5 separate regions of the Mus musculus genome follow, and regions 2, 3, 4 and 5 are each linked to region 1. The links are chromatin loops, found by intact Hi-C in ENCODE. Cell type or tissue: heart. All regions are shown on one strand. Region 1 overlaps Txnrd2 (thioredoxin reductase 2). Region 2 overlaps Cdc45 (cell division cycle 45). Region 3 holds the start of Gnb1l (guanine nucleotide binding protein (G protein), beta polypeptide 1-like). Region 4 has its middle 19 kb from the start of Gm41429. Region 5 overlaps Gnb1l (guanine nucleotide binding protein (G protein), beta polypeptide 1-like).

Evidence for each region. A loop is a pair of places that touch in the nucleus more often than their neighbours do. Peaks named below come from ENCODE experiments on the same cell type or tissue, not always from the same donor. Only the 100,000 strongest peaks of a DNase experiment are listed, where the experiment ranks them.
Region 2: a loop joins it to region 1, with 2.4 times the contacts of the local background. A loop is called at or near these places in 6 of 42 quality-filtered maps.
Region 3: a loop joins it to region 1, with 2.9 times the contacts of the local background. A loop is called at or near these places in 10 of 42 quality-filtered maps.
Region 4: a loop joins it to region 1, with 8 times the contacts of the local background. A loop is called at or near these places in 4 of 42 quality-filtered maps.
Region 5: a loop joins it to region 1, with 2.4 times the contacts of the local background. A loop is called at or near these places in 10 of 42 quality-filtered maps.

The regions. Positions count from the first base shown.
Region 1 is chr16:18,441,728-18,446,727 of GRCm38, forward strand. It overlaps Txnrd2 (thioredoxin reductase 2), which reads left to right. Exons shown (of 18, transcript NM_013711.3): 7 at 21-83; 8 at 1,477-1,547. Among named protein-coding and RNA genes, the nearest start is that of Comt, 18 kb to the left of the region's middle. In heart, no CTCF peak of the experiment used is centred here; a DNase peak (open chromatin) is centred at 1,924; H3K27me3 peaks cover 56 bases.
Region 2 is chr16:18,796,041-18,801,040 of GRCm38, forward strand. It overlaps Cdc45 (cell division cycle 45), which reads right to left. Exons shown (of 19, transcript NM_001358206.1): 8 at 2,636-2,697; 9 at 1,309-1,359. Gm52240 (a long non-coding RNA gene) reads left to right here. Exons shown (of 3, transcript XR_003951899.1): 2 at 879-952; 3 at 1,254-1,588. Among named protein-coding and RNA genes, the nearest start is that of Gm52240, 2.6 kb to the left of the region's middle. In heart, a CTCF peak has its summit at 2,989; a DNase peak (open chromatin) is centred at 3,012.
Region 3 is chr16:18,496,650-18,501,649 of GRCm38, forward strand. Gnb1l (guanine nucleotide binding protein (G protein), beta polypeptide 1-like) reads left to right here and starts at 2,064. Exons shown (of 8, transcript NM_001081682.2): 1 at 2,064-2,202; 2 at 2,397-2,491. In heart, no CTCF peak of the experiment used is centred here; a DNase peak (open chromatin) is centred at 2,142; H3K4me3 peaks cover 2,293 bases; H3K27ac peaks cover 1,823 bases.
Region 4 is chr16:18,675,660-18,680,659 of GRCm38, forward strand. No RefSeq gene overlaps it. Among named protein-coding and RNA genes, the nearest start is that of Gm41429, 19 kb to the right of the region's middle. In heart, CTCF peaks have their summits at 2,821 (motif pointing left) and 3,654 (motif pointing right); no DNase peak of the experiment used is centred here.
Region 5 is chr16:18,515,717-18,520,716 of GRCm38, forward strand. All of the region lies in intron 2 of Gnb1l (guanine nucleotide binding protein (G protein), beta polypeptide 1-like), which reads left to right. Among named protein-coding and RNA genes, the nearest start is that of Gnb1l, 20 kb to the left of the region's middle. In heart, a CTCF peak has its summit at 2,613; no DNase peak of the experiment used is centred here.

The DNA.
Region 1 (5,000 bases):
GGTTCTCTGTTTATCCTCAGACTCTGCTTTCAGCTGAGCACATTGTCATTGCTACAGGAGGACGGCCAAGGTACCCCACACAAGTGAGTGGCTTGCTGTGTCCCTCATTCCTCTTGCTTCTCCAGGCCTCCCTGAATCTACACCACATGGCAGTGGCTCAGGGCCACTCCACACCGCAGGCTCCTGAGGCCTGTGTCCTCTCTCCTTCTTCCTCAGTGTTTAGTTCTGTGTTGTCCGGGCTGCTTCCGATCACCTGGGATTCATGTCTGTCCACTTCAGCCTCCAGAGTTAGCTTTGACTGAAATGTGTGGCGGGCATCACACCTGGCCTCTGTTCCTTCCACCAAGCCTCCATTGCCACGGCCTTTTCTAACTTCAGAACTCCAGGGCCTCCATCCAGGACTTCAGTCTTGCTCTTCATCCACCCTGGCCACCCAGCTCCTTAAAAGTTTGAATGAAATTCACTTAGCAGAAATTCCCTTTAGGAGGGAGGCACAGTGGTTTAATACATTCAGTGCGTCTTCCACTTCCCTCCATCTCTAGGTCCTTTGCAGAATTCCAGGCTGATTCTTTACGACAGCTCCCCTGGTTTCTGATTCTAGGTGCCTCATACCAATGCATATGACATATGTGCTTTGTGTTGGTTAATCTCACCAGCAGAATGTGCTCCCTATACCTGCATGTATCAGATTCTTCTTTTAAAAGACTGAGTAATATTCCATTTTATGCGTTAGTGCCTTTTGTTAATCCGCCTGCCCCTCGGTGAATGCCTTTGTTGCTTCCTCTTTGTGGCTCTCATGAATCACGATGTGCTGTGAGCACCCGTGTTTTTCTGGAGTTCGTTTTAACTTCTTCTGGGTATTTATGAAGAATGGAACTAGGTCACTAGTTCACTTGGCTTAACCTTTGAGAGACACTAGTTTGTTTTCCAAAGAGGCTACACCATATTTACTCCCTGTAGCTGAAGCTGGAGTCACTTTCTGATTTCTTCACATACCTCAGGTTTTTTGGTAAAAGCAGAATATTTCAAGTAACTCATGTTGGTGACTCCCCACTGGGATCTTCTCATTGCTATGGTGACTTCTCTGAGCTGGTTTTATGAGGCATTTCTTTTTTGTTATGTATGGTCACTTATTGTCGGCTAAGGTCTGCAGAGGTTTCCTTTGAAAACCAGGAACCATGAAATCTCTGCATGCCTGTGGGAGCCTTCCCTCCATACTGTATGCTGCATGACTGTCTTGGAGGATGAGGCTGCCACTCCTGCTTTCCCAGGAAGGGGTGCATGCTTGGGAAAGAGCCCAGGGCATAATGTGCACCTCCCATCCCCAAAGAGACACAACCTGAAGATATCCAACCATGAAACTTCCCCTCATGGATTGAGAGAACCCCAGAACCTGCAGAATGGGGTTGCTTTTTCAGAAACCCCAGGGGCATGCCAATGGTGATCTTATCACATGAGTCTTCTCTTCCTCCATAGGTCAAAGGAGCCCTGGAATATGGAATCACAAGTGACGACATCTTCTGGCTGAAGGAGTCCCCTGGGAAAACGTAAGGCCTGGGGTATGTTGTGCTGGTGGATATGCTTTCTTCTCCTACTGGAGCCAAAAGGTCGTTCTCTTAAAGAAGGAAAAACCTTTGTACCCCCATGTCCCATGACTATCTCGAAGGTGATAACATGAGTGTTACAGATAGAGTCAGCTGTTCATGATACAGGGCAGTGGCTGTCAGCAGTATCCCCTGTACCCTGGTATAGAAGATCATCTCCTCTCCTCTCTGCTTTTTGCATCGAGCATGCCCCAAGTTACGGCCAGGTGTGGCGGTGAGAACACATGTGCTAAATGTGCCGGCCTGCCCAGAGCTCCATCTATTCTTGGATACTGGATGCAGCCAACACCCTTATTGTGCAGACGTCCTGCTTGCAGGGACCAGAGTGGCCACGAGAGGGCGGCAGAGGCTTGCTTGATAGCTGTTCAATGCCTTGTGCACTTTCAAGCAAACACTAGTGGGAAACAGTAGCCCAGTGGTGGGCTGGCATATGCACTTGAGTGTGTGCATGTGCACATATGTATGCTTGTAAATATGTGTGTATGTGTAGGTGTAAATGGTGTGTATGTTGGAGAGTGGACACAGGTGTGGATTTAATGTGTATGTATTCACCGGATTTATTTCAGAGAGTGCAGATCTCCAATTTCTGTGTGTTGGAGCTGTAAGACACTGCCCCTGCATCCATGGCACTTGGGATTGAACCTATGGCCTCACTAATGTTAGGCAGGCACCTTGTCTTGGAATCTATATTCCCAGCTCCAAGCTCCTTTGTTGTGTTGTTGTTGTTGTTGTCTTGAGACAGGATCTCTGTGTAGTCCTAGCTGTCCTGGAGTTTGCTATGCAAACCATACTGACCTCAAATTCACAGAGCTCCTCCTGCCTCTGTCTCCACCTGCCATCTGTTCTAAGATGAAAGGTGTGAGCCTTTCATCATGCCTAGCTGTCAAGATCCTTAAAACAGGGCTGGAGAGACTGCTCTGCAAAAGAGCACCGGCTGCTCTTCCAAAGGTCCTGAGTCCAAGTCCCAGCAACCACATGGTGGCTCACAACCATCTGTAATGAGATTCGATGCCCTCTTCTGGTGTGTCTGAAGACAGCTACAAGTGTATTCATATGAATAAAATAAAATAAATAAAAAGACCCTTAAAAACAAACAAAACCAACCAAAAACATCCAAAAGAAAACCAAAAACTTATTATTGCATATAGCTCTATCCATGGTGTATGTGTGTGCGTGCATGTGCGCGTGCGTGTATGCCACAGTGCATTTTCAGACGTCAGAGGATAGGTGGAGTTTGATTGTCTCCTACCTTTGTATGGATTCTGTGGGCTGAGCTCAGGTCTCCAGGTTTGCACAGCTAATGCTTTTGCTCTTGCACTGGGCCAGCTCATCTGGCCCACACTGTTTGTTTATCTGTTTAGTGTGGGGCTGTGCATGTGGAGGCCAGAGGACCACTTACAGGAGTCAGTATTCTTCTTCCACGCTATGGGTTCAGAGGTCAAGACCGGGTTGTTGTGCTGGTTGTTGGCATCTTTACCTGCTGAGCCATGTCATTGGCCCAGCTCCTTTCTTTTGAGACAGGAGCTCATGTAGCTTAGACTGGCTTTGAACTCACAGTGAAGACAAAGATGACCTTGAACTTCTGACCCTTCTGTCTGTACCAACTGGCTTCTGGGATTGCAGGCACGCTCCATCATGCTTGGCTTCTTTTTCCTTAAAAACAACAACAACAAAACATTTTTTTTTTCAAGATTTATTTATTTATTATATGTAAGTACACTGTAGCTGTCTTCAGACACTCCAGAAGAGGGCGTCAGATCATGTTACAGATGGTTGTGAGCCACCATGTGGTTGCTGGGATTTGAACTTCGGACCTTCGGAAGAGCGGTCGGGTGCTCTTACCCACTGAGCCATTTCACCAGCCCCCAACAAAACATTTTTAATTGCTTTATTTATGTATACATAGCGCACATACACATACATTTATGGTATGACACACGTGTACAAGTTAGAGAACAACTTCAAAAATCAGTTCTGTCCTTCCACCAGGTGGGTTCTGGGATAGAACTTGGCCTGGGAGCATGTGCCTTTACTTGTGGGCCAGCTGCCTGGCCCTTCCTTCGTTTTTTTTACAGCTGACACATAACACACCAGCATCTCACACTTTATCTACTCATCCATGGACAGGCAGTGTGAACTGCATTGCTGTGAAGTGGGTACACTGATGTCTACCTGACTCCTGCTCTCCACTCTCTTGAGCATGGCAGTGGAATTGTTGGCCTGGAAGGGAATTATGCTCTTCAGACTTCCTTCAGTAGTTCAGTACTGTGTTCCCATGGGTGGTGTTCTCACTGGTGGGGTTCCCACTGGTGGTACACCAGGGCCCATGTTGCTGCACCCTCACATTTGAAGAACAGTGATATTAGTTTATATACACCTACTGAGGAAGTCTCTCCTAGAAGCAGAAAAGTGGAGTCCAAGGGTCTTTGCTGACAAGCTGGTTGTTGCCTGTCCCCTATGCTCTGCTGCAGGCTTCCCCCTTATTCCCATAACATGGGCATTGACAGCATTTTTTTTTAAAGACACAGAATGGAATGTCCCTCTTCTCATTGCCGATGTGTGACTATCACTGTTGCCCGTATCCCTCCTCACACTGAGACTGAGTTCTCACTGACGCATGATGACTTCCACTGGATCACTAGACTGTGCTTTGCCTTGTCTGTTTGTCTGTCCATTTGTTTGTTTGTTTGTTTGTTTTTCGAGACAGGGTTTCTCTGTGCAGCTCTTGTTGTCCTGGAACTCACTCTGTAGACCAGGCTGTTCTCTGTCTTCTGAGTGCTAGGATTAAAAGTGTGTGACACCACTACCCAACTTGTGATTTGCCTTTTGTAAAAAGATTATTTATCTGTATGAGTGTTTTGTCTATCTGTCTGTCTGTGTGTGTACTACATAGTGCCTGGTACCCATGGAGGTCAGAAGAGGGCATCAGACCCCCTGGAACTGGAGTTATGGGTGATTGATTATAAGCCACTCTGTGGGTGCTGGGAATCCAACCCAAGTCCCCTGCAAGAGCAACAAGTACTCTAAAGAACTGAGCCATCTCCCCAGCCCCTGCTTTTTGTCTTCTGACTTTTATGGATATTTATGCATTTACTTAGGGTGTTTGTTTGTTTGTTTGTTTGTTTTTGGGGTTTTTTTTTTTTGAGACAGGGTTTCTCTGTGTAGCCCTGGCTGTCCTTGAACTCACTCTGTAGACCAGGCTGGCCTTGAACTCAGAATTCCGCCTGCCTCTGCCTCCCAAGTGCTGGGATTAAAGGCATGCGCCACCACTGCACGGCCGACTTAGGGTTTTTTTTTTTAATTACTTTTATTTTTTTAGAGTCCAGTCGTTGCCCCTTTCCCAGTTTTTGTCTGTCTGTTTGTTGTTGTTTGTTTTAGACAGCCTCACAATGGAGT
Region 2 (5,000 bases), 350 kb after region 1:
TTGGGCAGGGTGCTCTCTGGCCAGGCTATGCCCCATCTTTAGGTACTGAGATACCCTTGGAAAACAGCACCCAGGGGGCTAGCCAGGTGTCTAGCCCACACAGTCAATTAGACCCTGGAACAATAATCCACATACGGAGTCCAGACTAGCACACATAATGCCAGCAAGTGCAGATGGGGTAGGCAGGTCCTGCTCCAGGTCTCAGTGGGCCACCAACTGGGATGGTAACAAGAAGGTCTACCCTGAGGCCAAGAGCAGGATATGTCCCCCATGTTACATGTACTGTCATTTCTAGATTTTATGTCACCTATATGCCTGTCCCATGCCATCTTTTTAAACAATAAATTTATTTTTTTTAAATTTGTTTGTGTTCATGTGTGGGTGGGTGCCTGGAGGTCAGAAGGTATCAGAACCCTTGTAGCTGGACTTATGGGAGGTTGTAAGCCTTTCAACACGGGTGCTGAACTAAGAACTGAACTCGAGTCCTCCATAAGAGCACAGTCGCTCTTGCTCCTAAACTAAACTATCTCACCCACACCCCCATCCATTCAGAGAAGGGTCTGAGGCCCAGCAAGGCTGGAGGCTGAATCAATGTGGCGATCCAGGCAACAGAAGTCTGACCAGAGCTTGAGTTTTGAGTTTTTAAACTTCTGACCACGCAGAGGGCCTAATACATTGTGGGGCCTTCTGCAGACGCACAAGGACTGAGGTGAAAAGTGGAAGGCAGTGAGTAGGGACCCTCCTGTGGGCTCAGGCCTGGCCTTTTCACTCTCTTACAAGTCCTACTTGATAACCACAAGACGTTGGACCGTGTCCCAGTCCCAAGCGAGACAATGAGAGACTCTGTTTGCCTGTTCAAAGCTCTGCCTCCTTCCCAGTTCACAGAGTCCACAGAAGGGGAGCCTGCCACACTCACAGAGGATCCGAGACTCTGCGCCTTGCCAACCCTCTTGTAAGTCTCTTGTTTTGTGAACAAACTCACCCCCCTGACAGGAGCCCTAGGCCTTCTTCTCTTCCCTTCCTTCCTTCCCTACCTGCATCCATCTCTCCCCTAACCTCCAGTGTGCACAGGCTACATCTTAGTACCTGTCTCTAGGCCACAGCTGCTGCTGGCTCCACCCAGGGGACTTCTCAGGCTGTAAGGAGGCCAAGCTAGGCCATAAGCAAAGGTCCTAAGGCCAAGAGCCCAGGTAAGAAGAGCCACCCTCCTCCTTCTCACTGATACTGCTTCCCATGTCCTTGTGCTGACTCAGGGGCTGCCACATGCACAGAGCACAGAGCTACCCTCAAACGGAGGCCATCACTTACTGAGTGATCTTGTCATGCACCCACTGGTCTGTCAGTCCAACAATGGCCCACCTGGAAGGAAAGCAGATGATGCGGTAAAGCTACAAGGTGCCTGGACTCGGTAAGTTATGTGTCCTGGAGCCAAGTGACTTGATGGACAGTCCAGGAGTGTCCTGTTAGCATGGCCCCAAAACTCACTGTGCCCTGCCACCAATTTGTGAATAATTATCTTGGGCTTCTTTTCTACTGTAATTTTGAAATGTTGACATTTGCGCCTTCCATCTTTAAAAAAATGGGGAAATCTTAGGGAAAGTTTTCCCTGAGATACTGGAAGAAACACAAGGTCAGTCTTCCAGCTCTAGGTCAAAGCTTGGGTGGACATAAACTATACTTAGGTCAGAGAGAAGCCACCAGTGTAAACAAGTGACCTAAAGGACTCATCACAAGTTAGACAAGAAAGCACAAGGGAATCCATCCAGTAAAGAAAGCATCCTATTAAAGGTACACTGCACACACCCAGGACCAGGCCTCCGTGATTCCTGTTAAGACCGGTCGCTATTGGATCTAGGAGGAAACCAATTTAGCTTGAATACCAAAGCAACTAATTATTTAGCACTAACCAACCTGGCTGGGAGCAGTTGTTTCCGCAAGTGGCCAGTTAGGAATAAGTACAGGCATAGCATAGGAATAAGAGCTGAGTGGGGCCAAAAGATGGGCATCTTTACACCTGGACAATGGCAGGGCAAAGTCCTAACCTGTCCGGATTCTCTGCAGCCCAATGTAATGGTGATCAGACCTGAAGGACCTTGGTGTACTGCTTGCAGAGAAAACGAGGACCACAAGGGGCCAAGGAGGCAGAGCCAAGCCAGAATTACATGGTTCTCATTTATAAAGACCAGATCCTCTTTCAAAATCAATCAAGTTGACAGTGACTGGGAGGCTCACTGGTCTGTGTGCTCAAGGCCCTGGTTACAGTCTGACAGGGAAATTGCAGAAAGGGACAATTCTGAGTTGGATTGTACCAGTGCCAGGGCTGCAAGAATGCCGACCAAGGTCGATCTCACTCAAACCTCCACTTACTGTACCTGCTGGGCATGAGGCTAAGTAAGCATCAAGAGTGCAGAGACAGGAGCTGACCTGGAGCCCCACTGTCCTCAATGACCGTCCCCCAGCCTCATACTTAACCCTTGGAAAACGAGGCTTATAAGTCATCCCAGAGAGGGGCTGCACCTAACATTCCTCATGGAAACACTGGACTGTCCATGTGACAGTGACTTTAGCTGGTGGCAGGACTCCCAAGATGCTTTAGCAGGATTTCCATGTTTGTGTGTGTATGTGCGCTACATACCACAGCATGTCATTCAGGTCCTTGGACATCATCCACGCCAGGTCAAACATCACCATGGCCGACTGCAAGGAAAACAAAAAAGCCTGAAGCCAAAAGCAACTAAGTTACAGAAGGGGCCACACAGTGGGGACAGTGGGACGGCTCCAAGCCAAGGAGCCCAGTGAAGTCCTGCAGATCAGGGTATTCAAGCTATTCAGCATGTGAGAAAAAAAGTCCCCATCAGAGTGAGGGAAAGATGACAGAGTAATTCCGCTGACCCCAAACATCAGTCTCTGCTATCTAATGTCATCTGCATCTTTGTGTTTAATCATGTAGCACATGAAGGATGGAAACAAAGTGCCACCCAGTGGGAAGCCCAGGCATAGCACTGTGCAAGGAAGGCTGCACATCTCAGGCGATGCTCAAAGCTATCATGAAAACAGGTCAGGAGGCCCTGTGGCCTGACTGTCCACCCTACATCCATATTCTTCCTGCATGGAGGCAGCCTCAGACCCAGATGAGGAAGGGCTCTGGTTCTGGTCACATGGATAGAGTGGGAGGTCTGAGTTTGGTGAGAGACTGTGAAGACAGTGGGTGTCTGACCAGCAGACTTAGCATGAGATGCGGATTTCCTCCAGGGAGAAAATTTTCAAGGGATCTGGAGAAGTCAGGTGTCATTTCTGAGAGAGTATTAGTTCCCTCTCTATCCACTGCAAGGGCTGAGCAGAGAACCAAAGGATGGTAAACCTTCAACTATAAACGAGACATAGGAAATATACTACCAAGAGTCCAAGATCTAAGGGCCAAAGCTGAAGACTAACTACAGTGTTTTTACTGAAACAAATTTGATTTGTACTGAGCTACATCACTTTTGCATTATCATAAACAATCAGACAAAAATCCTACATCAAATTAATGTGTTAAGAACCATATATCTAAGCCAAGCATGGTGGTGCACACCTTTAATCCCAGCACTCGGGAGGCGGAGGCAGAGGCAGGCAGATTTCTGAGTTCGAGGCTAGCCTGGTCTACAAAGTGAGTTCCAAGACAGCCAGGGCTACACAGAGAAGAAACACCATCTCAAAAAACCAACCCCCTCCCCCAAAAAAAGAACCATATATCTTCTACAGCTACTGAAGGCCCTAAATCCTGGCCAGTGTTAACAGAGCCAGGTGCTACTGTAATCCCATAGTTTAATCTTCTTGCACAGAGATTAATACATATTTATTTATTTGTTACTTAGAGAGTGTCACATTATGTAGCCCTGGATGGCCTTGAACTCGCTAGGTAGACCAGTCAGGCCTTAAACTCAGAGATCTTCCTGCTTTTGCCTCCCAAATGCTGGAATTAAAGGTGTGTGCCACTGTATTGGCTAGTTTTATGTCAAGTTGACACAAGCTGAAATCATCAGAGAGGAGGGAACCTCAAATAAGAAAATGCTTCCATAAGTTTAGGTTGTAAGCAAGCCTATAGGGCATTTTCTTAATTAGTGATTGATGGGGAAGGCCCCGCCCATAGTGGGTGGTGCCATCTCTGGTCTAGCAGTCCTGGGCTTTACAAGAAAGCAGGTTGAACAAACCAGGAGGAGGAAGCCAGTAAGCAGCATTCCTCCACATCCTCTGCATCAGCCCCAGCCTACAGGGTCCTGCCCTGGTTTGAGCTTTTACCCTGACTTCACTCAGAGAGGGATCATTACCTGGAAGTGGAAGCTGAAAATAAACCCTCTCCTCCCAACGATGCTTTCTTTGGTCATAGTGTTTCATCACAGCATTAGTAATCCAACCAAAACAGCCACCACACCCAGCCTAATCAGTCTTTTTAAAGATTTGCTTTATTTTATGTGTGAGCGCTTTGCCTGAATGTGTCTGTGCACCATGTATGTGCCTGGTACCTACAGGTCAGAGGAAGGGGCAGATACTCTGGACCTGAATCCATGGACGGCTATGAGCTAGGATGTAGGTGCTGGGAAACAAATCTGCCTTCTCTGAGCTGCTCTTAACGACATTTTGATGATGAACAAAAGGGTAGCTGCTACACAGCCTGAGGGGCTACCCTGACAACTGCCTCTGAAAGGAGCACCTGTGCCCTTGACCTAGGATGGGTTTACCTAACACTGCAGAAACAAGACAAAACAAGCAGCATTCAATACATCTAATTCACCCAACATTCTAGCTTAGCTGCACTGTGGAGCATGTTTGGTTTCTCTGGATCTCCTGGCTGACTAGATACTTTAGACCACTATGGTTGTGAAGCAGACAGTAGTCCAGAGAAGCTCAAATGTGAAGCACCTAGAAGCACTCTTGTCTCTCTCTCTCCGAGACAGGATGTCTCTGTTTAGCTCGGGCTATCAGGGAAGTCACTCTATAGGACAGGCTGGCCTCACGCT
Region 3 (5,000 bases), 55 kb after region 1:
TATGCCTCAAGATCTCCATATCAAGATCCAGATCAGAAACTTCTATCTCCCAGCCTCCAGATTAGGGTCACTGGTGAGCCTTCCAATTCTGAATTGTAGTTCATTCCAGATATAGTCAAGTTGACAACCAGGAATAGCCACTACAGGTGGTTTTGATACAGATGCCTGAGTATATAGACCAAGCTGGTCTGGAATTCATAGAAATCCACTTGCTTCTGCCTCCTGAGTTCTGGATTAAAGACTGGCTTAAAACAATGTTTATGCCGGGCGTGGTGGCGCACGCCTTTAATCCCAGCACTCGGGAGGCAGAGGCAGGCTCATTTCTGAGTTCGAGGCCAGCCTGGTCTACAAAGTGAGGTCCAGGACAGCCAGGGCTATACAGAGAAACCCTGTCTCGAAAAACAAAACAAAACAAAAAAAAAAACCAATGTTTATTTTTATATGGATGAGTGCTTCTGCATGCATGTAATATGTGAGCTCTGTATGTGCTTAGTGACCGGAAACTAGAAAAAAATCATACATTGGAAGTGGAGTTATGGATATTTGTGAGCCACAGTGTAGGTGCTGGCAAACAGACTGAGGTTCTACGCAGGAGCCGTCAGTGCCTTCTCTCCAGTCTCTCAGTCAGCACTTAAAAAGAAGGCAATTCAGGTACATACTACAGCATGGATGAACCCTGAAAATATATGAAATTAAATACATTCACAAATGGACATTTCATGAGCACCAATTACATGGGGTACACAGTCAAATTCAGACTGCAAATGGTGGGAGCTCAGGGTTTGGAGACGAGGAGTCAGTGCTTAATGGATAGTTTCTAGTGTGATGAAATAGTTTTGGATATGGTGGCAATAGTTGCACAGCCTCGAGAATACATTTATTAATATTACTACTGAACTGTATGCTTTACAATGGTTACTATGTTAACTTTTGTCGTGGACATTTGAGGTGATGCCCTAAAATAAAACCCAAAAGGTGGCCGGGCGTGGCGCACACCTTTAATCCCAGCATTTGGGAGGCAGAGGCAGGTGGATTTCTGAGTTCGAGGGCAGCCTGGTCTAAAAAGTGAGTTCCAGGACAACCAAGGCTACACAGAGAAACCCTGTCTCGAAAAACCAAAAAAAAAAAAAAAAAACAAGAAAACCCCCAAAAGGCAGTTTGGAAAAAGGCCGACAGTTGGGTAGTCTTTTGCACAAGCCTGCTGTTCACTATTAACTGGCTAAAGCTGCTTGGGCCTGAGGGTGATTGGAATTCACAGAAACAACCCTTCCCTTAAGGGAGGAAGTTTAAATTATCAGGTCAATTAGAAAAGATACAACTGAAAAAAAAAAAAAAAAAGCTAAGTTTCATTCACACTTCAAGGAGGTGTTTCCTGGCTGGGTGCCACTTTTATTGCTTTTGGCCCGAGCTACTGAAAGGCCCACAGACCCTTGGAAGGTACAATGTGATCTTTGATTCCCCTTTCAAGGATCAAAGCCAGTGCGTTTGGGTGTAAATGCAGATAACATTTCAGAGATCTTTCATGAAAGGAGTCATCAGAGCAGGGAAAACAGGGAGGTGGTGTGTCATGTGTGTGCTTGCTTTCAGATGGGATGCAGCAAAGCCTTCTGTTCGTGGTCCAAGACCCATCTAAACACATGTCCTGGTTGTGGGATGGATGACACTACAAGAACACAGAGGAGCTACAGGGACAAGCCATGCATATGCATGTGAGGGGCACACAGGCTCATTTCCTGGCCTCTCTAAAGTGACAGTGCTGCGTAGCGCGCTAGCTTGCTTGCCTGTAGCTGCTAGGCATTGAAGAGGAGGGACAAAACACACACAAAAAGACAGACACTTGCCACTCAGAGAGAAATACTCCCCAGGCCCGAAGGCTCAGCAGCCACTCAGTACCGGAGGCCTGATGACGCCCTTAGCCTTTAGACCCAAGCCGGCTCTGGGTAGTCCTCCAGGACTCACAACGCATGAGAACCGCCCCCTGCCTGCTCCAGTGGGACCCAGGACCACCCAGCACCTGCGCACCGGGCCTCTCCACTTAGTACGGTGCGCGCGCTCCCATCAGCCTCCGCGCTGGCGCGCTGGCGCGGTGTGACCCTCTGCGAGATGGAGGCCTCGCTGTTTACGGCGCAGGCGCGGTGGGCCGAACGTGCGCGCGCAGCCCCGCGGGAAGGCTAACTTGGGGCGTGCGGAGCGCCAGAGCCGGTACGTCGGGGGTGGCCGCGCACGCCGAGGGGGCGTGGCCGACGAGGTGGCAGCAAGACCCTCGGGTCCGGTTGCGTTAGGCTCGGATCTTCGCGGCGGGGTCTGTGTGGAGGCGTGAGGTGGGGAGCCGGCGTAGGGGCCCTGTCTTGAAGAGTCCCGTCCCCGCTCACCTGATCTCGCTCTTCCCTTTGCAGGTGGCGGTGGGATCCTGCCCTCGGAAGAAGCCCCTCTGCCTGGTGTTCTCCAGCGGAGCCTCTGATCCTGGCGGCCCCTCCTGGCGCAGTCCTAGGTAGGTGGACTTAGTTGTCCCGGAGCTTAAGAGCTGAATGTCCTGCATGGCGTTTCTGGCGGGCGGGCGGTGCAGGTAGTCTGTCCTCCACTCACATGGTGGCTTTGGGCATGTTCTGTTCCCGGGTCTCCTGGGTCTCGGGAGCAGAGAACTTCGGAGGAAGAGTACCGTGCGCCGCGGCCCTGCGTCTTCTTCTAGATTGTTGTCCAGCCCGGGAAAAGGAACGAAATTACCTAGTGCCAGGCAGGGAAGGCGGAGAGAAGCGAGAGAATTCAACAGACAGGCATGCTGAGGGCATGAGACCTCAGCATGGGATGGATGATCATGAAGCTCAAAAAGCTAGTGACTATCTCAGTAAGGAAGCAGCAGAAGTTGACTGCTCGCGCAGGGGTAGGGGCTCTTTTCCTAGGTTGTCAGGGGCACTCAGGTAGGCAGATAAAATCTAAGGTTCGAAGTTGGGGCAAGAGGTCTTGGTGGCACATGGGCTCTGGGCATGCAACATGGTGTTTGTGGGCAGCCTAACTTTGGGGAGTGGGGCCTGGCTTGTGGGAATTACTCACTGAGAGACTGGGTCTGGCTGATAATTATGGTGGGAATCCCAGGTCAAGGGCTGGGCTTTCAGGTGTGAGTCAAGGGTCTACCAGAGATGTTCTGAAATGCTTGGGTGGTAGAAGTAGGTACTGGGGGTGCTGACAGCTGAGTGTTACAAGCCAGTTGGGAGGTGCTGGTGAAAGATGAACCTTGCTATGCCTTTTTGGAGAAACTGACTCTGGATTTGGGGTAAACACATGGAAAGCCAGGTGTGAAGGCATGTGCAGAACTTGGTGCTCCTAGGAGAGAGTTGCGGAGAATTGGGCTAGGTGTATAGGGATGAAGAGAGTTGAGAGGAGCTCTCCAAGTGGTGGGCTTCCCTCCCTAGAGAGATTGGAGCAGAGTGTGAGAGTCCAGGTGGGTTCCTTGTCCTCCTTCCTTGCCTGGCCTCTGGTGACCATAGCTTGGAATACAGATAGATCCAACCACAGAAGGCACTTTCCAGGCTCAGCCTGTGTGCTGGAGGTCACAGGAGGAGGCCTCCAAGTGGAATCAGAATTTCACTTGTGGAGGTGAGGGTGCTTGGCTATTGACTGGGATGAAGACGAGGGACAGGTGCTCAGGATTGGGTAGCTTTGCCTGCAGGTGGTCTCTCTGGAAATGCTGGGAGCAGGAGGAGACAGATAAGCAAGACAGTTTTGTAATGCCTCTGTCTGCCAGGTGTGCCTGGTGCTGTGTGTGCAGGGGTGTTTTGGTGTGCTCTGTTCTTATTAGTTTACAGTGCTGAGGCAGCCAGAGCCCACTCACTCCACTCTGAAGTAGTAGAAGGGTAGTCCGTAACCTTCAAAGTGATCTGTGGCTAAGCTCGTCTCTGCAGCCAGGTTCTGTTCCTCTACTATCATTTACTAGTTGGTGTGTGACTGCATACACATCACTTTGCCGTTCTTCTTGCCAATGATAATAGTACCCAATTTGTGGGTGGTGTGTGGTCAGCATTCAGTACAAATGGGACAAATGACAGTTGCTGCTGTCATTGCCCCAAAATTCCCTGATGTTCTGATCTGGATTGACAACATCTGTCATTACACCTTGGAAGTTGTAGGCAGCATTTGTCTTATTTCCAAACTCCAGGGCCAGCCTCTGGTCCCTCCCCCAATTCAGAGCAGTTAGTCGGGTCCCTTAGGGTTTTCTGCCCGCTGCCTCCTCCTGCCAGTCAGAGGTGATGGTTGAGCCTGGTCCCTGCTCTTCCTTACCTTGTTTTTGGACAGATTTCCTTGGATGATGGCCTGCATCTGACAGTCCCTCGACTCTCACTGCCTCAGCTCCCCTGGTCCTCGACATTTACCTGGAATGGCATTCTGCCACACCCTGCCCAGCTGCTTCTTGGCCTATTGTGCTGTGCCTGCCTCTTCTGTCCACACCAGGTCTTCTATGGGCCCGTCCTTCCTTCGCTCCTGGCAGGCTTCGTGGCAGGTACCATTGGCAGAGCCCTGGCAACCCTGTCCAGATGGCAGCCAGTTTCACCAACGCACATCCTTGGCAGCAGACGATGGGACTTCACGACATGATCCCTTGGCGGATTCCTGGTCTGAGAGGCCCTCCTGTGGGAACCCCACATGTGTATGCATCACCGTGGAGTGGAACAGTGGAATTAATGACTCTGCTGCCAGTAAGCCTGCAGAAAGGAGCCCTCCAGCTGGATGCATACCAGACCCTTGGCCACTCAGGACAGACTTCCACTGGGTTCCTGGCTCCAACCTGGAACCTTCGATGGCTCTCCACGACTACTAGACTGCTTTTTTGGCTCAGCTGGGTGATTGTATGTCTTCCACTGTGAACACTATTAGGACAATCTCAGCTCTGTCTGTGAGAACCTCAGTTGACTGATAGGCCTGGCTTGGGCCTGGCTCGCTCCCTACCGAAATAGGTACCTTGCCTGGCGATTATGAACTCTTCTGCCAGGATCTCGAAGAAGTTA
Region 4 (5,000 bases), 230 kb after region 1:
CCTTTTGTTTATTTATTATTGAGAGAGACAGATGCAGAGACAGACACCGAGGTGTGTACTTTATGTGCACGTAGAGAGGCCAGAGGACAACTTTCAGAAGCTAGTTCTCGTCTTCCTTTGCAGATGTGGGGTTTGAACTCACATTGTCAGACTTGCATAGTTTCAACATGTGTGCATATAGTTGGCCCTCATATACACAGTTCTGCATTGAGATTTATAGGACTGTTTCTATACTGAACCTTGCAGACATTTTCCTGCTGTTCCATTAACAATCCAGCCACTGTAGACACACAGTGTCAGTTGTTCTAAGTGGGAAAAAAAGGGTCCAAAGACACCAGAGGGTAGATGTGGAGGTTTCTCTGCAAACACTGTCATTTCAAAGAAAGTGCAACATCTGTGGGGTTGGGTATTTTCAAGGAGTCCTGACTCAACTGTTGAGAAAAATCTTGATATCACACAAAGGAATACACAAACCAAGCAAAAATAATTTGGCAAAGCAAATTACTTTTTTCCAGAAAGGATGCCCCATTATCCAAACCAGGTTAGCGAATATACCTGCCAAAATGACCTCTGTCTTTTATCCCTGACATATCTCATCTCACTCATGGGAGGTTGATTCCATAAGCTAATAAGATTGGATACTTGGCACAAAAGGAAAGGAACATAGGTTCAGGAAATAGGGGCCCCTGTTGGGCTAACCAGCTTTGATAGAAAAAAAATCATTTCTCACTCCAGTCCCCAGAGGATAGCAAGGACTGACTGTGTGTGCCCATGAGCCACTACCATAGTCAAGGTCAAAACACAGTTATTGGGGCTGGTGAGATGGCTCAGTGGGTAAAAGCACTGCCTGCTCTTCTGAAGGTCCTGAGTTCAAATCCTAGCAACCACATGGTGGCTCACAACCATCCGTAATGAGATCTGACGCCCTCTTCTGACACATCTGAATATAGCTACAGTGTACTTATGTATAATAATAAATAAATATTAAAAAAACCAGTTATCACTTCAAATACTTCTTTCTGCTCCATTAAAAAATTGTAAGTGTGTATGTATGCATGTATGTGTGCATGTGTGTGCATATGTGTGAGTGTATGTATGTGTATGTGTGTATGAGTGTCTGTATATATGTGTATGTGTGTGTGTATGTGTATTTGTGTGTGTATGTGTGTTTCTGGTACTGCAACTTCAAAGTAAAGTCCAGATTCCCAGAGTCTCCATTTATACCCCATAGGAGAGCCCCCACATTTATTGGGGTAAGGTAACTCAACCGTGGCTTCTGATGACTACTTCCTCGCTGGAGTGGCTTCTTGCCACAAGACTCACTCTGACCTCTCTGACATTTCTCACCCCAGAAACAGGGCATATCAAGTTGTAATGTCAGTCTTAAAAATACATGTATGTGTGTGCACATGTGTATGAACGTGTGGGAATGCACATGCAAGTGTATGTGTGGGTGCAAGTGGAGGACAGAGATCAACCTTTGGTACTGTCCTCAGGAGATCTACTGCTTTTGAGACAGAGTATCTTGCCAGTAAGTTCAGGGATTCTGCTCCTGTCCCTGCCCTAACGCTCCTTTATAGATGTGTGTCCCCACGCCTGGCTTTTTACTTTGGTTTGGAGTCATTCAAACTCAAGTCTGCATGCTCATAAGGTAAGCACCTTCTGTACTACTCTACTTTCCCAGCTTCTAGTCTGGGTCTTGGTACCATAATGAAGCACTCACAGAAAAAAATTACATATATACATATTTAGCAGACTCAATGGATACAAATGTTTTCTGTGCAAGCATGGAGACTCAAGTTTGAGCTCTGTAACCCACAGTGTAAAGAGAAAACCAGATCTTGAAAGTTGGCTCCTTCAGTACAGGGGAACGCCAGGGTCAAGAAGTGGGAGTGGGTGGGTAGGGGAGTGGGGGGGGGGGTTATGGGGGACTTTTGGGATAGCACTGGAAATGTAAATGAAGAAAATACCTAATAAAAATTAAAAAAAAAAGAAAGTTGGCTTCTATGCCATACAAGGTACTTTGGCATCGCACACATGTGTCCATACTCATATAAACACAACAATAATAAATAAATTCTTTTGGTTTTGTTTTTTGAGTCAGGGTTTTTCTGTGTAACAGAACCTTGGCTATTCTGGATTCACTTTGTAGGCCAAGCTGGCCTCAAACTCACAGAGATCTGCTGCCTCTGCCTTGACCAGTTCTGGATTTAAGGAGTGCTCGCTCCACCATGCCTGGACCGACGTCAAAAGAGGCTAATGTAGCTCACCACTAGGAGGCTGAACGTCTACACAGCACGATTCTGGGCCTGGTGAGAGCCTCCCTGCCACATTACATCCCGGAGCAGCATGTGGAAGGTGAAATCACTGGGCTGACTGGGCTCACTCGAGAACTGTATTGATTCAGGGGGTTAATAGTTTCTATTTAGTGGTTGAATTTTTTGTTCCACATCTCCACATTGGGAATCAAGTTGTCAACATGTAACTTTTTAGAGGACAGACCACACCCAAACCACAGCAGCGAATGAGTCTGGTCTCCCCACAGCTTTCTAGGACAGCATACTGCCCTGTTTGTAGAGTTGACAGCCTCCTGGTGCTCACAGTAGAGGGTTTGGGTTACCTCTTAAAGCTTCCGAAGGGTAGGCACCTGGGTGTTCCCGGGACCATTAGTTGGACAGATGGAGGGGTCTGTGGTGTTACCTGAATTAGAGGTCTTTTGTGATGTTAAAGTCTCTCCCTCCTGGCCCTTTGGTTTGACAAATGTTTCTTGGCTATTTTTGTCTATGATCGGTAGCAAGCAGTGCCCCCTGGTGGCAGAGCCTAGTTGCCAAGCAGGCTTGGGCACGCCCCAAGGCCGCTTTCAGAGAAGACTGGAGTGCAAGAGTCTAGCGACCTTCAGTTTCAGACACCCATAGCTCAAAAATTCCTGTAACTAACGATGCATAAATTTTCAAAAATTATATCATGTTGTGGGCTGGAGCTCAGTGGGTAAGAGCACGTGCTGCACTCGAAGGACCAGAGTTCAGTTCCCAGACCCACACCTGGCAAGATGTACTTCGTTGGGAAGTGGTGTGAGGCTCTAAGTCCCAGCTGCCTGGGCTACATAGGACTTTATCCAAACAAACAAACAAACAAACAAACAACACAAACGAAGGAAAGGAAGACAGGGTTCTCAGCATCTGGAATCCTATTGAGGGGCTCAGATCAAGAAAGATCCATGACTGGCTGACAGACGAGACAGATAACGACAACAACAAACTTCTGGAATAGTCCTTACCCACCTGACCTGATAGAAGGGTCACAGTGTTGATATTTTCTTCCTGACTTTTACTTCTTTATTCAGTGGATAAAACTAATCTGCTCAAGACACTATCACCCAGACAGACAAACTCTAAGACTGAGTGAAGGTCCCCTGTATGTTCTCCTCAGAGAGATCTTATAGGAAAAGCCAGCTTGGTCTATGTAGTGATTTCCAGGACAGCCAAAGTTACAGAGTGAGACCCTGTCTCAAAAATCAAAAGGAGAGATAGATAGATAGGTAGGTAGGTAGATAAGCAGATAAATAGATATTTTCATGTCACGTGTATGAGTGTTTTGCCTGAGTGTTTTGGGATATATGTACTTATGTACACCATAGATGCAGTGCCTGCAGAGGCCAAAAGAGGGCGTCAGATCCCCAGAATGCAGTTACAAAAGTCGTGAACTTCCCAAAGAAGTACACCCTGCCAGGTGTTGCACAGAGAACATGGGGGTGTATTTTCAGCCAGATGAGCCTGCTGATGAGATCACAGGCTTGGTCACAGGTTTGTAGGCTTTTGGGACACAGGGACGGATGGCTGGAGCTATAGCTCGGTAGTAGAGCACTTACCTATAGGATTCAACTCAATTATCATCCAATTAAAATTTTTTTAAACTGCTTTATTTTTAGACAGATATCATCATGTAGCCCAAGTATACCTTAAGTTCATGGCAATCCTCCCTCCTTGGCCTTCCAAGTGTTGGGATTACAGGTGTGTGCTACCATGCCTGGCTCAGAATTATTGTGTTTGGGAGATGGTACGCATGTGCCTGCACCTGCACACAGAGACTGGAAAAAGATGCTGTGTGTCTTTCTCTGACACTTTCCACTTTGTTTGTTTTGTTTGTTTGTTTGTTTGATTGGTTGGTTGGTTGGTTGGTTGGTATGTCTCTCACTTAGCCTGAAGCTTGCTGTTTTGACTAGGTTGACTGATCATCAAGCTTCCACGATCCAAGAAAATCTCATGGGGTCCTGCCCTGGTTTATTTGGGTGCCGGGGATTTGAACTCATGTCCTCTTGCTTTCACAGCAAGCACCATGAAACCCGTGGAGTCACCTCTCCAACCCCATGTGAATTTTTACTCAATAATTTTATGTATTTGTGATGCAACGTGATGCTTCCACACACAATTACCCCCATCAGATGAGGGTAGCCAGCACCTTCAACTCCTCAAACGATTATCATCTTCTTGTGTTGGGAACATTCAAGAACCCTTTCTACTATACCATTCAAATGACTTGCTGCTGTCAACCATAGTTTCCCTTCTGTGCTGTATAAGAAAGCAGAAGTTATTCACTCATGAACTCTTGATCTCCTGAAACAATGAGATCATTGTGGGGTGTGTCTGTCTGTCTCTGTGTGTGTGTGTGTTCTGTGACAAAATACTTAAGAGGACCAGTTTAAAGGTTTGTTTTGACTTGTAGCTTCTGAGGTCCCAGTCCATGTTCATTTGACCCTGTTGCTCTGTGCCTGCATCAAAGCAGAGTGTCACAGCAGGATGTATAATGAAGGAAGCCATTCACTTCATGGTCCAGAAGCAAAGAGAGAGGAGAGGCCAGCCTCCCAGTATCTCCTCAAAAGGCATGCCCCAAAGCCCTAAGGTCCTCCAACTAGGCCCCACCTCCAAAAGGTTCCACCATCTCCCAATTCCTCAGCAACAGATCCTGAAGGGACATTTTACATTCATGCTGCAGTACGTTGT
Region 5 (5,000 bases), 74 kb after region 1:
TTTCTTTCTTTCTTTCTTTCTTTCTTTCTTTCTTTCTTTCTTTCTTTCTTTCTTTCTTTCTTCCTTCCTTCCTTCCTTCCTTCCTTCCTTCCTTCCTTCCTCTTCCTTCCTTCCTTTCTTTTTTTTTTTTTTTTTTTTTGGTTTTTTTGAGACAGGGTTTCTCTGTGTAGTCCTGACTGTCCTGGAACTCACTTTGTAGACCAGGCTGGCCTGGAACTCAGAAATCCGCCTGCCTCTGCCTCCTGAGTGCTGGGATTAAAGGCGTGCGCCACCTCCGCCTGGCCTGAACATTTCTTAAAAATCACAGCTACAGTGTACTTACATATAATAAATAAATAAATCTTTTAAAAAAAATCATGGGTGAATAATGAATTTTCCCAGTTTCTGTCAGCTAGTATGACTTGGCAATTTTTTTCAGTGTTTTGTGTTTAGTATCAATTTGCTTTTGAATATTGAATCAGTTTCCAACTCCTGGGATAAACTGTAGGATAGTAGCATATATTCTTTTGTAATGATGGATTCTTTGCTGATTTTTTTTAGGACTTTTTATTGTTGTTGTTTTATTTTGTTTTTGGTTTTTTTTTGAGATGGGGTCTGACTAGGTGTGTTTGGCTAGCCCAGAATTTGCTATGTAGACCAGGCATGAAGAATATTGGTTTGTGTTTTAGGGAAATAATTTAAAGCTGCTATTATTATTAATCATTACTAACATTACCATTAATATTATTTATTGTTAGTTTTGGTTTTTGGAAGACATTGTACAGAACTAGTGTTATGTCTTCCTCTATTTGGTAAGCTGTGTCAGATGGTCACAGTGAGCTGGATTACTGTGTATATTTTGTTTTTGCAAGGATTTAAGCAGAACATGTAGCACAAAGCACAGCAGGGAGAGTGTTTGCCCTGCTTGCAATAGGCCCTGGGTCTTAACCCTCAGTACTACAAAACAAAACAGAGCTTAGAGTGCAGCCACTCAAGGAGTGGCTGCAGCTCTTAGGTGCCCTTCTCTAAGCTGTGCTTTTTATGGGGTAGAAGTGTGGTTTATAGTGTCATGTTTTCAGTGTTCTGCTGTCTAAAGCATAAGCCCTTTTGGTCTATGTTTAATTTATTCCTTCTCTGTTTTTAGCACTGTTGACCAGGAAGAGTTGCCCATCTTACTTAGTCTCCACATCCAGTTCTGTGGTTCCTCCCTGCTTGTGCTCTTCTTCATTTATTTCCTCTCTAATCCTATTACTTCTTTCTCCTGCTGTTTAGTTTTATACTGACTTTTTCTGGCTTTCTAAATTGGAAGCTTAGTTACTACTTTTGAGTTGAAGACTATGGATGGCTTCTTCCCCTATATCTCTCTGAGGCAGGGTCTTACTATGTTCTTAGGGTAGGTTGGAACTCACTTTATAGTTTATCCTCCAGCTTACATGATCCTTCTGCATCAGCCTCCCATGTACTGAGATTATAGATATGTATTACCATGCCTGGCTTGAAGACTTTTCTTAGATTATTAATTTTGTATATGTATTTAGGCCTGTGCATGCCATGGTGCACACATGGTCAGAGGACAGACAGCTCATGGCAGTCAGCTCTCTCCTTCCACCGTATGGGTCCCAGGGATGGAACTCAGGTTCTCAGGTTTGGTGGCTAGTTCCCTTAACTGCAAAGTCGTCATGCTGGTCCTCATCTTCTCTTCTAATGCTATCTTTTTTTTGTTTTGTTTTGTTTTTTTGTTTTTCGAGACAGGGTTTCTCTGTGTAGCCTTGGCTGTCCTGGAACTCACTCTGTAGACCAGGCTGGCCTCGAACTCAGAAATCTTCCTGCCTCTGCTTCCTGAGTGCTGGGATTAAAGGCCTAATGCTATCTTTTAATGCTTTAAATTTTCCTCTAGAAGACATGTTGACAAGATAGTCGGTTTGCCTTTTACTCATTCTCTCCACAAAGAAGGCAGTAGGGAAGTGACTGAGCATCCGAGTAGAAACAACAGGACCCCTGGGGGACACAAACCCATTAACCACAGAGAGGAGAGGGCTGTATTCTGCTTCTCCCATTCAGATCAAGGCAACCTTCTGCTTACAAGGAGACCTCAGAGTCCCTGTTGTCTCTGTAGACAGACTTTCACGGTCCTCACAGAACCTGAGATATTCAGAGAGTGGTCTGGGGTTCATAGGCCTGTCATGCGATAGTTAAGAGCTCATGTTTTTACACCCCCACCTCCGCCCAAACACACACACTATGCCTAAGTATCTATGGTCATCTGGACTCTGAACCTACCTGTGCAGTGCATCCCACCCTAGAAAACAGCAGATGTTCTGTGTCTGTTCTTGGGGACCTGCCATTATTCCATCATACTCAGGATCAACTGCACCACCGTAGCCCCAGCTTCTGAAAATATCCACCTAGCAGAAGTGTCCAGACTCTGGCTTCTAAACTGATATGGCACCAGGGAACAGAGTGGAAACTGACATATAACCACAAGCCTGAAATGCCTGTGAACACTTGTGCATGTCTTGATAGCCAACCAAGTAGCAGCCTCACTCTGCCCCTATGAGCCAGCTCCTTAGCTGCCAACCCACAGTGCCCCCAAGTACACAAACTCAGGCTGACAGCCCCACCCACTGGAGAGCCTGCCACACAGCCACCAGTCAGTGGCTCTGCAGTCTGCCAAGCAACAGCAGACTTATCCCTGGCAAAGCTGTACCACACAGCTGCATCACAGACACCCACAAGCTAGATCATTAACACAAACAAGTATATCACCAGTGAACATCACAGCTGAAGAAACTGCACTATTGTGTCCACTTGAAATTTAACTTAGTAATATGCTAGACTGACAGAGTACCTTCCATCTACAGGAAAAAGTCTCTCTCTGTGAGGAAAAGAAACCCTCTTTAAAGTTTTAAGAGGTAGTCTCTCTACTTGCTTCTTGTGTAAAGTCATAGGATGAAAGCGAAGGACTAGGAAAAGATACTTAACGCAGATAGAAATAAAAGCCTGTGAAAAAATGAAGATGGTTGTATAATGATAAAAAGATTCAGTTCATCTATTGATAGTGCATGCATCCAATACAGCACTACTCAAATACATAAAGCAAATGTGGCCATGTCTAAAGGGAGAGAGAGAATCTTACACAGTGTATTAGTCAGGGTTCTCTAGAGTCACAGAACTTATGGACAGTCTCTAGATAGTAAAGGAATTTATTGATGACTTACAGTCGGCAGCCCAATTCCCAACAATGGTTCAGTCGCAGCTGTGAATGGAAGTCCAAGGATCTAGCAGTTACTCAGTCTCACGCAGCAAGCAGGCGAAGGAGCAAGAGCAAGAGCTAGACTCCCTTCTTCCAATGTCCTTATTTTGTCTCCAGTAGAAGGTGTAGCCCAGATTAAAGGTGTGTTCCACCACACCTTTAATCCCAGATGAAAGGCGTAGCCCAGATTAAAGGTGTGTTCCTTAAACTCGGAGATTCAATCTTCTGGAATCCATAGCCACTATGGCTCAAGATCTTCAAACCAAGATCCAGATAAGGATCTCCAAGCCTCCAGATAAGGGTCACTGGTGAGCCTTCCAATTCCGGATTGTAGTTCATTCCAAATATTGTCAAGTTGACAACCAGGAATAGCCACTACACACAGTAATAGCTGGGATGTCAGCTTCCCAGGAGACAGATTCCGCAGGCACAAACAATGTAATGGCAGAATTAAACTATAGAATAGACCAAACAGCTTGGCACACACAGAACGTTCCCCGCAGCCTCTGTAGAGTGCATTCTCTCCTCAGTGTATGCAACTCACCAGTGTAAGCCATGTAGCAGGCCACAAAACAATCTCAATGAATTTTTAGAAATCAAAATTATTTCTTTTCTGGTCACAAAACTAGAAACCAACAAGAGGAGCTGTGGAAATTATAGAAGTAAGTGAAAATTAGACAATATGGGTTCATGAAGAAATTAAAAGGGGAATATAGAAAATTTCTTGAGATATATGAAAATAGAAATATGGGGTCTGGAGAGATGGCTCAATGGTTAAGAGCACTGACTGCTCTCCCAGAGGTCCTGAGTTCAATTCCCAGTAACCACATGGTGGCTCACAACCATCTGTAATGGGGATCTGATGCCCTCTTCTGGTGTGTCTAAGACAGTACGGTGTATTCATATAAAATAAGTAAATAAATAAATATTTAGAAAAAAAAGAAAAAGAAAATATACTGCCAGGCAGTGATGGCTCACACCTTTAATTGCAGCACTTGAGAGGCAGAGACAGGCAGATATCTGTGAGTTCTCTGTGAGTTCGGGGTCTACAGAATGAGTTCCAGGACAGCCAGGGCAACACAGAAAAATCCTGTCTCAGAAAAAATAAAGAAACAAACAACAAAAAGAACAACAAAAAACCCCAAAAAACAGTATTCAAAAAAATATGTGGGGCACAGCAAAAGGAGTTTTAAGATGTTTGCCACCACAAATACCTACATCCACAAGGTGCAAAGGTTTCAAATAAGCATTGCATGACTGTGTGGCTTAGGAACTAGGAAAGTAGGAACTAACCAAGAGATGGCGGTTCAGCTGCTGACCCAAAAGCAAGCCCCAGAACCTGTTAGAAAACACAGTAACAAAACCAAGAACACAGATGCAGTGGTGAGTTTGTAATGTCAGCATGCCTATGGTGAGATGGGAGATGGAGACAGGAAACCTGCTTAGGAAAGTGAAGGGCGGCTCTCTGGTATTCATCAAAGCAACAGAAACAAGAGAGACCTTGTCTCAATGGGATAGAAGATGCAGGCAAATGCTGTCCCCTGCCCCTGACATGTGAACTGTGGCACACATGTGCATACATGTGTACACATACATCAATCAATCAATCAATCTATTTATCCTTAAAAGAACTAATCAGCCCGCTTGGAAACAGAAGCAGGTGGATCTCTACATTCGAGGTCAGCCTGATCTACATAGGAAGTTCCAGCCAGCCAGCGATTCATAATAAGGCCCTGTTTCACAACAATACAGAGAGAACTAATGAGTC